Regions from separate parts of the Homo sapiens genome. Here region 1 is linked to region 2. Evidence: chromatin contacts called from ENCODE Hi-C or POLR2A ChIA-PET data. All regions are on one chromosome and are shown on one strand. The core of a region is the stretch at or near the end of the contact, and the rest is flanking DNA. Distances in the headings are between cores, read along the strand shown. Region 1 has its middle 90 kb from the start of WLS. Region 2 overlaps WLS (Wnt ligand secretion mediator).

Region 1 (5,695 bases), core at 776-3,275, 180 kb after region 2:
ATAGACTTGTTTTGCAATAAATATTCTTTTTTTCTGATCTAAGTGCCACCATTTATCTCCTGTTCTTCTTTATATTTTGTATACACAAAGCCTAAATTGGGTTTGATAGTAGGAATTAAGGAGTTCCATATGAATGGATTTTCCAGACAAAGGAAGCTTACCTACATTATTGAAATTTAACAATTTTAGAAGGAAATCTTTCTAGGCTGTATCACCTACTTATCCATCACCTTTAAAAGAGTCTTGATATCTTCCCTTTAATAGAGAGCTGAGAACAGAGATTTGAAGCCAGACCGCTTTTGTTTAAGACCTGGTTCTGACTCTTACCAGCTGTGTGACCTCAGGCACGTTACTGTCTTGGTTTCCTCATTTGTAAAATAAGAATATTAGTATATTCTTCTTAAAGTAGTTGTGAAGATTGAAAGATAATATATATAAGGCACTTAAGACAGTGTCTGGTATATAATAATTACTAAGTATATATTAGCTCAAGGAGTCACAGTCTACAATGTGAGAGGGGGGTTGGCAGAAGTAAGATATTAATTAATGGAATATACAAGTGCATTTACCAACTTGTGATAAGTGATAGAAAAGGAAAGTACTAAGTGCTATTAGAGTGTTAACAGGGGAACCAGATTTAGCCTGGCATTGTGTTATAGAATTCTTTACATTTTAGTTTTTCCTACTGATGTGTGAATTTTTTGAAAGCAAGAAGCATGTCTTAATCTTCCTTATGTAACTGTCAGTAAGCACAGTCTCTGGCGCATAGCAGGGGCTCGAGACTACTTTGGAAGGAGAGATTAAAGGAAAGAAAGAAAAAATTCTACAGGCATCACCCGGAGAATATAAAGATATTCCAGGCAAGTATTCTGCAGGGGGTAGAGAATTATGCTCCTTGGTGACCCTGCCACCTGCAGAGGTGCAGTACCTCCCGCACAGGGGTCAGCATCCCAGTGATTCCTGGCATCTGCAGCTTAATGAGGATGTATCCATTTATGCATTAAGGTTCATTTCCCTTGTTCAAAGCAGTCCCTCAGGTCTTCCCGGAGGACTGGTTTGCTTATTTTATACAGGATTCTTAGAATACTGCTGACATGTTTGATAATCAGAGAGTCTTGGGAAGGGGGTTGCTTATCTTGGGGAAAGTCAGCGAGCTATGTTTGAAGGCAGGTTTTCTTCCTCTCTTGAGAGAGTTGAGCAGTTTGAAAATAGGCTGCCTTCAGCCTTGCTTGGAATCTGGAGTGAAAGAGAAATACAGGGATGCAGCACTGAAGGAGCCCTGCTGTTCTCCTGGCCTGAGGGCTGAATTGATTCCACAGGTAACCTAGCATGAGCCTTCCACTTCATATGGGAGAAAAGGGAGGAGCAGATGGCCAGGTGCCTTGCCCCAGGTCACACAGTGGCAAAGCCTGAAGCCCTCAGACTTGCACGCTCCCAGCTGACACCCTATACAACACATGGGGAATGGGAAATTGGAATCGACTTTAAAAAAAAAAATCTATGAATCAAAAGCCGGGTTTGTTGGGGCATACCTGTAGTCCTAGCTACTCAGGAGGCTGAGCTGGAGGATCACTTGAGCCCAGGAGTTCAAAGCTAGCCTGGGCAATATAATGAGACCCTATCTCTAAAATAATAATAATAATAATAAAATCTATGAATAAGTTAGGAAAGACAAGGAAGAGACTGACTTGTGCGAACCTCCAATTTTAAATTGTGTTAGCTTAGAAGAAAGACTATTTTTTAAAAATGTAATCAAAATAGTTGATGAGAACAACAGTAATACCAGAAAACACTTATATGTTATTTGTTATTTGCTTGGCATCATTCTGAGAGTTTTATATGTATAAATTCATTTAACTTCCATAACACTTCCTGGCCTAGATTTTATTAATTTTACACGTGAGGAAAACTGAGACATGGGAGCTTAAGCAACTTGCCCAAGGTCACACATTTAGTCGGTTGGAGAGTTAGAATGAAGATTTAGTTAAATATTTGCAGGAGCTGCGGAGTGTGCTGGCTAGCTGTCTTGCTGCTGCCACGGCTCTGCCCTCTGGCGGCTCACCCTGGCCCATGGATGAGGATGTCTGGCTAAGCCCAGGGCTTAATGGCCCTCTCCTGCTTTACAGAAGAACCCTGGAGTCGGGGCTCCTTGACATAAAACTGGTTTGTGTCCATAGGTTTATGACATTACTTTTTTATGTTGTCAGTGGGGCAGTGTCCTGGTAATTGCTGTCATTGTTCTATATTTGTCCCTGTATAGTCACTGGCTGAGAGCTTTCTTAAACTGAAACTCTAGAGCACTGAAGGATTTTAGATTTTTCTAGATACAAAATAGAATTTCAGGGGCATAGTGAATTTTGGGATCTGTCTTCAGCTTTCTTTATATCAGTGGAAATCCACCCCAGATATTAGAAATAAGGACCAGAAAAAAATTAATTAACTGTGATGGAGGAATCTAGTCATTGGACCAATTTGCTTTAAGAAACAAAAGAATTATGAAAAACTCAGAAATTTTTTTTTTTTTTTTTTTAGACAGGGTCTTTGTCACCTGGGCTGGAATGCAGTGGTGCAATCATGGCTGACTGAAGCCTCTACCTCCCCTGGCTCAGAGGATCCTCTCACCTCAGCCTCCTGAGTAGCTGGGACCACAGGCACGCACTACCACACCCAGCTAATTTTTAAGAAATATTTTTGCTGGGCATGGTGGCTCATGCCTGCAATCCCAGCACTTTGGGAGGCCGAGGTGGGCGGATCACCTGAGGTCGGGAGTTTGAGACCAGCCTGACCAACATGGAGAAACCTCATCTCTGCTAAAAATACAAAATCAGCCAGGCATGGTGGCACATGCTGAGGCTGGAGGCTGAGGCAGGAGAACCACTTGAACCTGGGAGGTGGAGGTTGCAGTGAGCCAAGATCGCGCCATTGCACTCCAGCCTGGGCAATAAGAGCGAAACTCTGTCTCAAAACAAAAAACAAACAACAACAACAAAAAAAAGCCAACATATTTTCGTAGAGATTACAGGCATGATCCACCACAACTGACTCAGAATTGTTTACAAGCCCTCAAGTTTGGAAAATCATCTGCAGATGTTAAGATATGTCCAGATAAGAAAACATCCAAATTGAACTGAGAGCACAAGGAACTACCCTGGACAGAATAAAAGTGAAAACTAGGTGAAAAAAAAATTAAAGAAAGGCAAGGGCATTACTGAATACTTACTATGTGCTAATCTTTGCCAAGGTACACTTCTCTGTCCCTTTAATGTGGTCCCATTCTCACTCGTTTCCCATTCTCAGATCTCACCTCAAAGCTTTGCTAAGAGAAGCAGTTAGGATCAACAAGAGAGTCTTGTTTCATTTCAGGAGCTCCACTAAGAAGGCTCCTGGAGTCGAACTTGTCCCAGGCTCAGAGGAAAGGGACGGTCAGACTCTATCCTTAACTAGGACCCAGGGGAGAAGACAGAAAAGAAAAAGAAAGTATGGAGGAAACAGAGAAGGTAAATTCTGTGTGGACTCAAAGGCAGCCTGTTGAGAACAGCAGCTGAACTGTTTTTAGCATCCTCTGGATTCCAAATGTGTCTGTGACCCAGCTACAAGAAAACTGGGCTCTTCCTGGTAATGGTTGATATCTGTATGCCCTTCCAGATCTCCGCTGCATAAAGGCAAAACTCCATCTAGTCCAACTGTCAGGATAGCCCTCTGTGCTAATTACACAAATAAGCAGGCTGAGATCTAGATAGCTTACCAAAACTCAAACAGCTAGTATAAGGCAGAATGAGGCCTAAAACCCAGGTCTGGTGTTTTGAAACCAAAACACTTTTCATTACTTCAGGTGCTGGTTAAATATCCAGCCCAGCACACAAATGCCCTCGTGAGTTAGGATACTTGTGTGTGTGTCTGAGTTCTCCATCCCTTTTCTGCCCCTCAGTTCCTCCTCCCAGGGGCACAGAGCCCTGATGTTGCCCTGGAGAAGGCCTTGCAACATCTGGAAGTCCAGGGAGAGTGAAGTGACTGCTGTGCCAGGTTGAGTCAGTGGAGGAACGCAGGCGTGTCAGCGGGTTCCCAGGGGCGCTTTTCATCACCGAGGCACTCAGTAACAGGCTATCAATACCATTCCGAAATAGAAAGCATCAAACGGCCCAGGCTGTGGCTTTGAGTCGCCACCGAGGTGGCCAGCACAGGAAGCATTAGCACGTCTTGCTTTTCTAGGAATAAAAGAACCGCAACTGTGTCCTTGAGTGTGTTAAACAATGTTAACTAGAGGGAAGGGTCAGGAGAGAGGTATGTGTGGTGGTTTATGGGCAGGAGATGAGAGAAACCACATGGCTCATTTGCCCGGCACTAATGGATCTGAAGCCAGGAGCCGGAGGCCAAGGGCACTGCTGTCTTGAAATGAGAAGAACTGAGAACAAGGGAAGTCCATTAGTGTCATGTTTGTGTTTCTCCTCCTCTGAAGCTGGATTCCAAGCTCACAGGGAGAAACGACCAACAGTTTTCATCCTCAAGAGCTTTTTCCCGTTAGTGTCAAATTATGCCAGTATGGAAAAGGCAAAAAAACAGCAGTATAAATGGAGGCATTTGGAAGCGTACTAGGAAGCCTCTCTCCTCTGCCCAGGGCAAAGCTCAGATGCCTTAGGAAGATGATTAAGTTGATATTTGGGGCAGGGGTTGCTCCTTCGCCCTTGACACGTGGATTTTCAGCAAGAGATCACCTTACTTACACAGGGTCTGAATCAAGTCCTGCTAACTAAAAAGTCAACCAAAGGCATCCAATTCACAATGTGACCTATTAATCAAGATCATCATGTACCTTAGCTCTGAGCCATCACTAATTTCACCAAAACAAAATTGTTTTGATCTATAGAAATAAAAAATAACATCTTTAAAATAATAACATCTAATATGTACAAGCACTTACTTTGGGCCAGGCATTAAGTGCTTTACAAGTTCTAACCCATTTAACTCTTACAGTGATGCAAAGAGGTAGAAAATTGTTGTATCCCCACTTTCAAACAAGAACACAGAGACACAGTGGAGTATTTCATCATCTATTGCCACTTAACAAACTACTGCAATACTTCGTGACCTAAAACAACAATTTATTGCCATTATCTCATGTTTCTGGGGGAGCAGGAATTTGACGGGCAGTGCTACTCTGCTCCATGGGGTCTAGGACTACAGCTGGGATGATTTGAATAGTGAGGGGCTGGCCAGGCATCTCTGTCTGCATGGTGACTTCACAGGGCTAGCTTGAGTTTTTTCCTAGCATAGTGGCCTCGGGGTAGTTGGACTTCCAACATGGTGCCCCAGGGCAAGTTGTCCAAGAGGTCTGAGTGGAAGCTATAAGGCTTCTTATCAAATAGCCTAGGAACCCACAGGAGGTGACTTCTGCCACAGGCCAGTCATTAAGACTAGCCAACATTCAGGGGAAAGGGAATTAGATTCTACCTCTAAATATGAAGAAAATCAACAAATTTAGAAGTATTTTCAGTCTGCTACAGTAAGTAATCAAGTCATATAACTAGTAAGCTGAAAAATAGCATTTTAACCTAGACACTCTTTTGTAATTTTTAGAATTTATGTATTTATTTTAATTTTTGATTTTGTAAGTACATAGTAGCTGTATATACTTATGACGTACATGTGATGTTTTGATACAGGCATGCAATGCATAATAATCACATCATGGAGAATG
Region 2 (5,639 bases), core at 726-3,225:
TTTGTAGCCTAGGAGCAATAGGTTACACCATATGGCCTAGGTATGTAGTAAGCTATACCATCTAGGTTTGTGTAAGTACACTCTATGATGTTCCCTTAATGAGGAACTCACATAATGATGCGTTTCTCAGAATGCATCCCTCTTTGTAAATATTACTTCCTGTAGTCATTACAGCAACCTTCTGTGGTTCTATTGTAATATTTATTTTGCAGATAAGAAAATTAAACCTTAGAACTGTTAAGTAATCCATCCACAGTCCTATCCAGCTAGGAAGCAACATAAATGAAAACTTTCTCCAAAGCTATTAGATATCATAGTCTAGCAAGCTAGGATAACAATTCCTGCCCTACTTACCTCGTAGGATTTTTGTGATGCTCAAATGAATAATAGATACATTAGATTTAAACAGTACTTCCCACCCTTCAAAACAAGTTATGAATATTTTAAAATGATTGTTATTGAGATTTTCAAGTATAGCAAAATGTTGAGTTTTGGAAATAACCAGTGAAAAGACAAGATGCTATCAAAGAGACTTTTGAATTACATTTCATATTTAAGTGGCAATATAATTATTACAAGGAATAGCTGATGGACTGTATAAGGATCTATGTTAATGCTAGATAAAAATGGAATCAAATTTATGCTTGTTAGTGTTGTGCTACACGGCTTGATAAGTTTTTCTCATAAGTAAATAAAATATGTGCCCTTCAATCTGGCTGTAGGCTTTTAATTTATTTGGAAACTTTTATCTCCTACAAGGTTTTACGGAAAGAGAAAATTTAGTCCATTTGGCCAGGTGATATCAAGACCCAGAAAAATATGGCTTGACCAGCTGTCCAGAATTATGGCCTCTCTCCTCCTTTCCTCAGTGGCTCTATTGAATTTCTGTGCAGGGTAGAGGGATCTCTGCAGAGACATTCTCACCTTGACATCTCAGGGTCCACTTACCTGACTAACGATGAAGAAGATGACAGTCATGGCAGCGCAGGCCAAGGTGATAAGCATGAGGAACTTGAACCTAAAAATTAGCCCCTATTAGAAAAGAAAGAGTAGTTTAATACTCCATCAGCTACCAATCCTTTTCTCACTATGTAAATCTATAAAAAGCTTAATTTTAAAGAAATCTGTAAAACCAAATCCCTAAGAATGACAGTAAAATAGTTTCCCATAGTAATATTTCTTCTGCAGAGGTGAGTGTGGCTGAAAATTTCTTGGGCCAAGTATTTCCTATGTTCTTATCACTCATAAAGCAGCGATACGAGAGCCTGGGAAATTATATTCACAACACGTCGTGAGGCTGCTAATTTCCCTGCTAAGCTGGTTATGCTTCTCTGCAAGGGTTCAAAGTTACCAAATCCAAGTTTTCTGTGGTTGTAATAAAATTCTGCTCCAGTGAACAAAAAGAAATGTGCATATTAATCAACATGAAGTGGATTTGGTTGAATTTTCTCATGTCACTCCAGCTCTGGAGACAGGCAAGCCTTAGAAAGTGCCTGTGGTTTCCTAAGAGCAGGATTTAAGAGAACCTGTGTTTCAGAGAGGGAGGCCTATTATTCAGGGGCTCTTCTGTGCAGATCTACTGCATATAAAAACTCTGAGGTTCTGTAGTTTCTGCTTCTCTTTTCATACAGGAATTAGGCTTGTTTCTCCAAGGACAGCCACTTAGGCATGAACCCAGGGGATCCCTGATAAATCAAGGATGTGTTGCTTGCATTGGGGATTTGAGGATGTTAAGTGTTTCTCTTGAATGAGGAACATAATCTATAAACAGAGATTACTGAACTCTGTCTGAGCATCTGCTGGATATTTTAGGGGAATGTGGCCTGTTAAGAGTCTGGAAATCAGATCACGTGGGCTAAACCCTGTTTAATTACAGGACAGGGTTGATTCTGGGACAGAACTTTGACTAAAGCCTCATCCCAACAAAATCCCAATTATGCCATAGTCCAATCTCCCAGCTAGTATGTAACCTACATTCCATCACCAAGCTGAAGAACCGGCTGAACAAGTTTATTCATTACTGAAAATGGAAACACATTTGTACCACAGAAAACACCAAGATTTAGGCCAGCTAGATGCTTCTCAGAGTAAGATTTGGCCTCTAATTTTGCCCAGAGATCCTACATGAGAATCTCTCAATTTGTATTTCAAAGTAAAGGCTTTCTATCTCCAGGGTGTGTGTGTTTACACATCAAGTGGAAAGATCAAGCAAGCACCAGTTCCAGAACGAGCCAAGAAATCTGCCCACCTCATAGTGTAGCCGCCGGACTTTGCTCATAGCTGGCAGGCTGGACTGCTTCCCACTGATGTTCCGAAACACCTGAAATACCATGAAGCATAGAAACAGGAAGTAGAGGCAGAGGCAGATTCCAGCCACGATGATGAAGGCCATCTGGTCGTGTCCAGTAAAGGAAACAACGGGCTAGCCAAGGCCAAGTTGAGCCGGGTCCAGGCCCTTCTCCCCAGGTCTGTTGGCAATACTTGTTTTGTCTCCAAATATGTAGAAAATTTTCAAGGGGATAAAATATTAAAACCTGATATTCTAATGCCAATGATAGGTTTCTTGACACATTAGTACCACAGAGGGAGGTGTTCAATATTGCTTTCTAAACCAAGTAAGAAAAGAAATGGTGTCTTGCTTGTTAGAAATGAAGAATCTAGGCCCTACCCTAGACCTAATGAATCAGAATCTACCTTTTAACCAGGTCCCCAGGAGATCCGTATACACAATAAATTTGAGAAGCACTAATAAACCATATATTCGTCACTATGGATCAGATGAAAAACCACAGTAAAATCACCAGAAGGGTTCAAATGTAGATCCCCAGGTCCCTCCCTAGATATATGGAATCAGATATTCCAGGGCTAGGACATCAAGTATGACTATGTTTGGGAACCACTGGGCTAGTCCTTGGAGTTTTATAAGAATGCGATTGAGATACTCTGGCATAATTGAAGAGGAGATACGTGGGGGCTCAGTGCAGGGGACCTGGGCATGGGCTTGAAAGTCTTAAAGTGAAACCAGGGATGAAGGACTATTTGCAATCTTCTGTCACCACAGAAAATCTTGTCCAACAGAATGGGGATTCAAGGACACATGGCACAGGTGGGAGTCTGGGTTGCTGCCAGTATACTTGAGACCCACTAGGGAGACTGACCTGCCAATTAGAGCCAGTCTGAGAACCACCAAGTCTTAGGATAGCGTGAGCTGCCTTGGAAGGCAGATGACCTGATTCCAACCCCTTTCTGCTACAACTTTGCCCAAATTGCCTTTTTTTTTTTGAGACAGAGTTTTGCTTTTGTTGCCCGGGCTGAAGTGCGATGGCACAATCTTGGCTCACCACAACCTCCTCCTCCCAGGTTCAAGCGATTCTCCTGCCTCAGCCTCCCGAGTAGCTGGGATTACAGGGATAAGCCACCACACCTGGCCCAAATTGTCTATTTTTAAAAGCATTTAATAAGTATGAACTTGGCGTGCATATTTCATTAAATAATATAATATCTAATGCAGTTTCTCCTTCTTTCCTATAATGAACATCATCCTGGAATGAAGGGAATATAGTTATTTTCTGCAGGACTTGAAATTTTACTCACTCCATCCTATCTACAAAATTAAAAAAGTTGAACTAGATTTAACATTAGAAACATTCTTCTTGTTGTGCAGCTAACATTTGGTGGGGGCATAACAGAGGAAGGGTAGAGCTTCTCTCTCATCTTTGAGGAAATGATACTACTGATTTAGTTTGCTCACAATGTTCTTGTGACACTGAGAAACCAATATAAACATCATGGCAAGACAAAGGATATTCCCTAGCACGTGGCAAGATATGAGCCATCAAGGAAGAATACAACCCAAGCCTTTCTCTCCACTCCAGAGCAGAGTCTTTTTCTCCCAAGATCATTTCACATACTATTCCGGAAGATAAAATATTTAAATCCAGCATCCTAAAAGGGATAAGCTAAGACTGTCACTTCTGCTTCATGAAGATGACTTAGAGTTTATGCCAACCAACCAGAAGCCTTGGCGACTTCTCTGGAACTAATCACCTTAGCCTTATCTCCACTTGGTCTCAGGAATAAATAGCAGCAGTGTGATTTGCCAGCACACCAAGGTCACTTAAGAAGTCTCACACATAGGTGGTTTCAGAAACAGGCTCTTCCACAGGGGCCCAGAGATGAACCTCCATGGCTCCAGGGAAAAGCTAGTCATGCTTCAGTCTGCAGGAAACAGTGTATAACAGATAATTCAGACAGGCTGCAGTAAGCCTAGCAACTCGGATCCCTCTGCTGTGAGGATAGGCTGTGACCTTCTCATTTTGCCTGCTCTCACCCAGGCTTGAAAGCAAGCAGTAATTCTTCTTATTATTAGCCTTAATTGTGCTGTTATGATTGGCCTGAGAATCAAAGCCCTGGCTGAGTACATATGGGGAGCATCAGCAGAGCCTTAGAAAATGATCTTGGGGACTGGGTGGCCAGGGGAAGAAATAAAACCCTGAGCCCATCAAGGAAGGATACGGCCAGCTCTGTTCCAATGTCTGTAGTCCAGATACTGTAGAAGGGATTCGTGAGTTGTACCCCTCTACAAAGAAAATGAGATGGAAAGGCAAGACACAATTAATACAAAGGCAACGGGAACTTTCCTTTTCACATATTCTTAGCTTTTCAGCTGCAGGGGTGAGGGCTGTATTTAGGCTAAAAAACATTACAGAAATCCTAAAGAGAAATGAAGCTTGTAGAATACATCGGCCCAAATATTTTTCAACTGTAAAGAGCTGTGCCTTTGATTTGATCCCAGACCTTGTCTGAGGATGTGACCACGTCCAGTGCTTCCAAACCAAAGGTTCCCGACCACCATTCTCCTTTTCAAACACTCCTCCTAAAATGACAGGAGTGGGCGTGGTGATGCACAGTTTGGCTCAGTGTCCCACAAACACTTGCTCACCTCTCACACATGTCAAATATGAAGAGGCAGAAGGAGCCAACGGCAATGGGTCCGACTTGCTTCCAATACCCTGCGATGTGGTTCCGCTCGTGCTGATCCTGAGGAAAACCAAATTGAGAAGGGAGATAGAGGGGAGAGGAAGACCAAGCAATTCTATGGGGGAGTCAGCATTCGAAGGACACTTGCCGACCACCTATTGTGTATCAAGCACTATGCTAGATTCTAGGTATGAGAACAAAGAAGATGAAAATCTCTTCTTCAGGAGCTCATCTCTGTGGGGGAGTCTGGCACATACGTAGAACATGACAAAGCCCAGCCATAAGGGCTCTGAGAGTAATAAGAACAGGATGCCATGGGAACACAAAGAAAGGCCTCGGCTCCCAGGCAGGGGACATTTTGTGGTCCACAAAATAACTCATTCTGAATTAAATTTCTACGTGACTTGTAACTTGTGTTTATAAAAGTGACTGATCCTCAGAAGACAAAGTAAAGACATTAAAGCATTTAAATATGTAAAGTGTGTCTATTATGGTGAGGAAAATAGGCATATTTTCTCCCCATCCTTATTAAAACCAGGAATGAGTCCCCTTGATAAACAAAGACACCAAGAGAAAGAAAAGGAAGGAATGTAGAATGAGAAAAAAGGGAAAGCAAAGATGATCTTAGCCTCCAGGTGGGGCCCCAGGTGGGTCAGTCC

The links. A loop is a pair of places that touch in the nucleus more often than their neighbours do. ChIA-PET counts read pairs that join two places held with the same protein, here RNA polymerase II (POLR2A). Pooled maps may share reads with other maps.
Region 1: a pooled map shows a loop between it and region 2 (1.9-fold over the local background). The contact joins two enhancer-like sites. A Hi-C loop is called at or near these places in 1 of 50 pooled maps. POLR2A ChIA-PET finds 5 or more read pairs at or near these places in 2 of 52 experiments (activated T-cell and endothelial cell of umbilical vein).

What each region holds. Positions count from the first base shown.
Region 1 is chr1:68,319,231-68,324,925 of GRCh38, forward strand. No RefSeq gene overlaps it. Among named protein-coding and RNA genes, the nearest start is that of WLS, 90 kb to the left of the region's middle. Within about 2 kb of position 2,026, at least 2 of the 41 ENCODE cell types and tissues checked have a DNase peak (open chromatin) inside an H3K27ac peak, as active enhancers do.
Region 2 is chr1:68,143,621-68,149,259 of GRCh38, forward strand. WLS (Wnt ligand secretion mediator) reads right to left here. Exons shown (of 12, transcript NM_024911.7): 7 at 4,943-5,040; 8 at 4,516-4,579; 9 at 2,249-2,392; 10 at 949-1,032. The region is part of intron 9 of GNG12-AS1 (GNG12, DIRAS3 and WLS antisense RNA 1); the gene reads left to right. Among named protein-coding and RNA genes, the nearest start is that of MIR1262, 37 kb to the right of the region's middle. RefSeq lists an enhancer at 4,105-5,304. Within about 2 kb of position 1,976, at least 7 of the 41 ENCODE cell types and tissues checked have a DNase peak (open chromatin) inside an H3K27ac peak, as active enhancers do.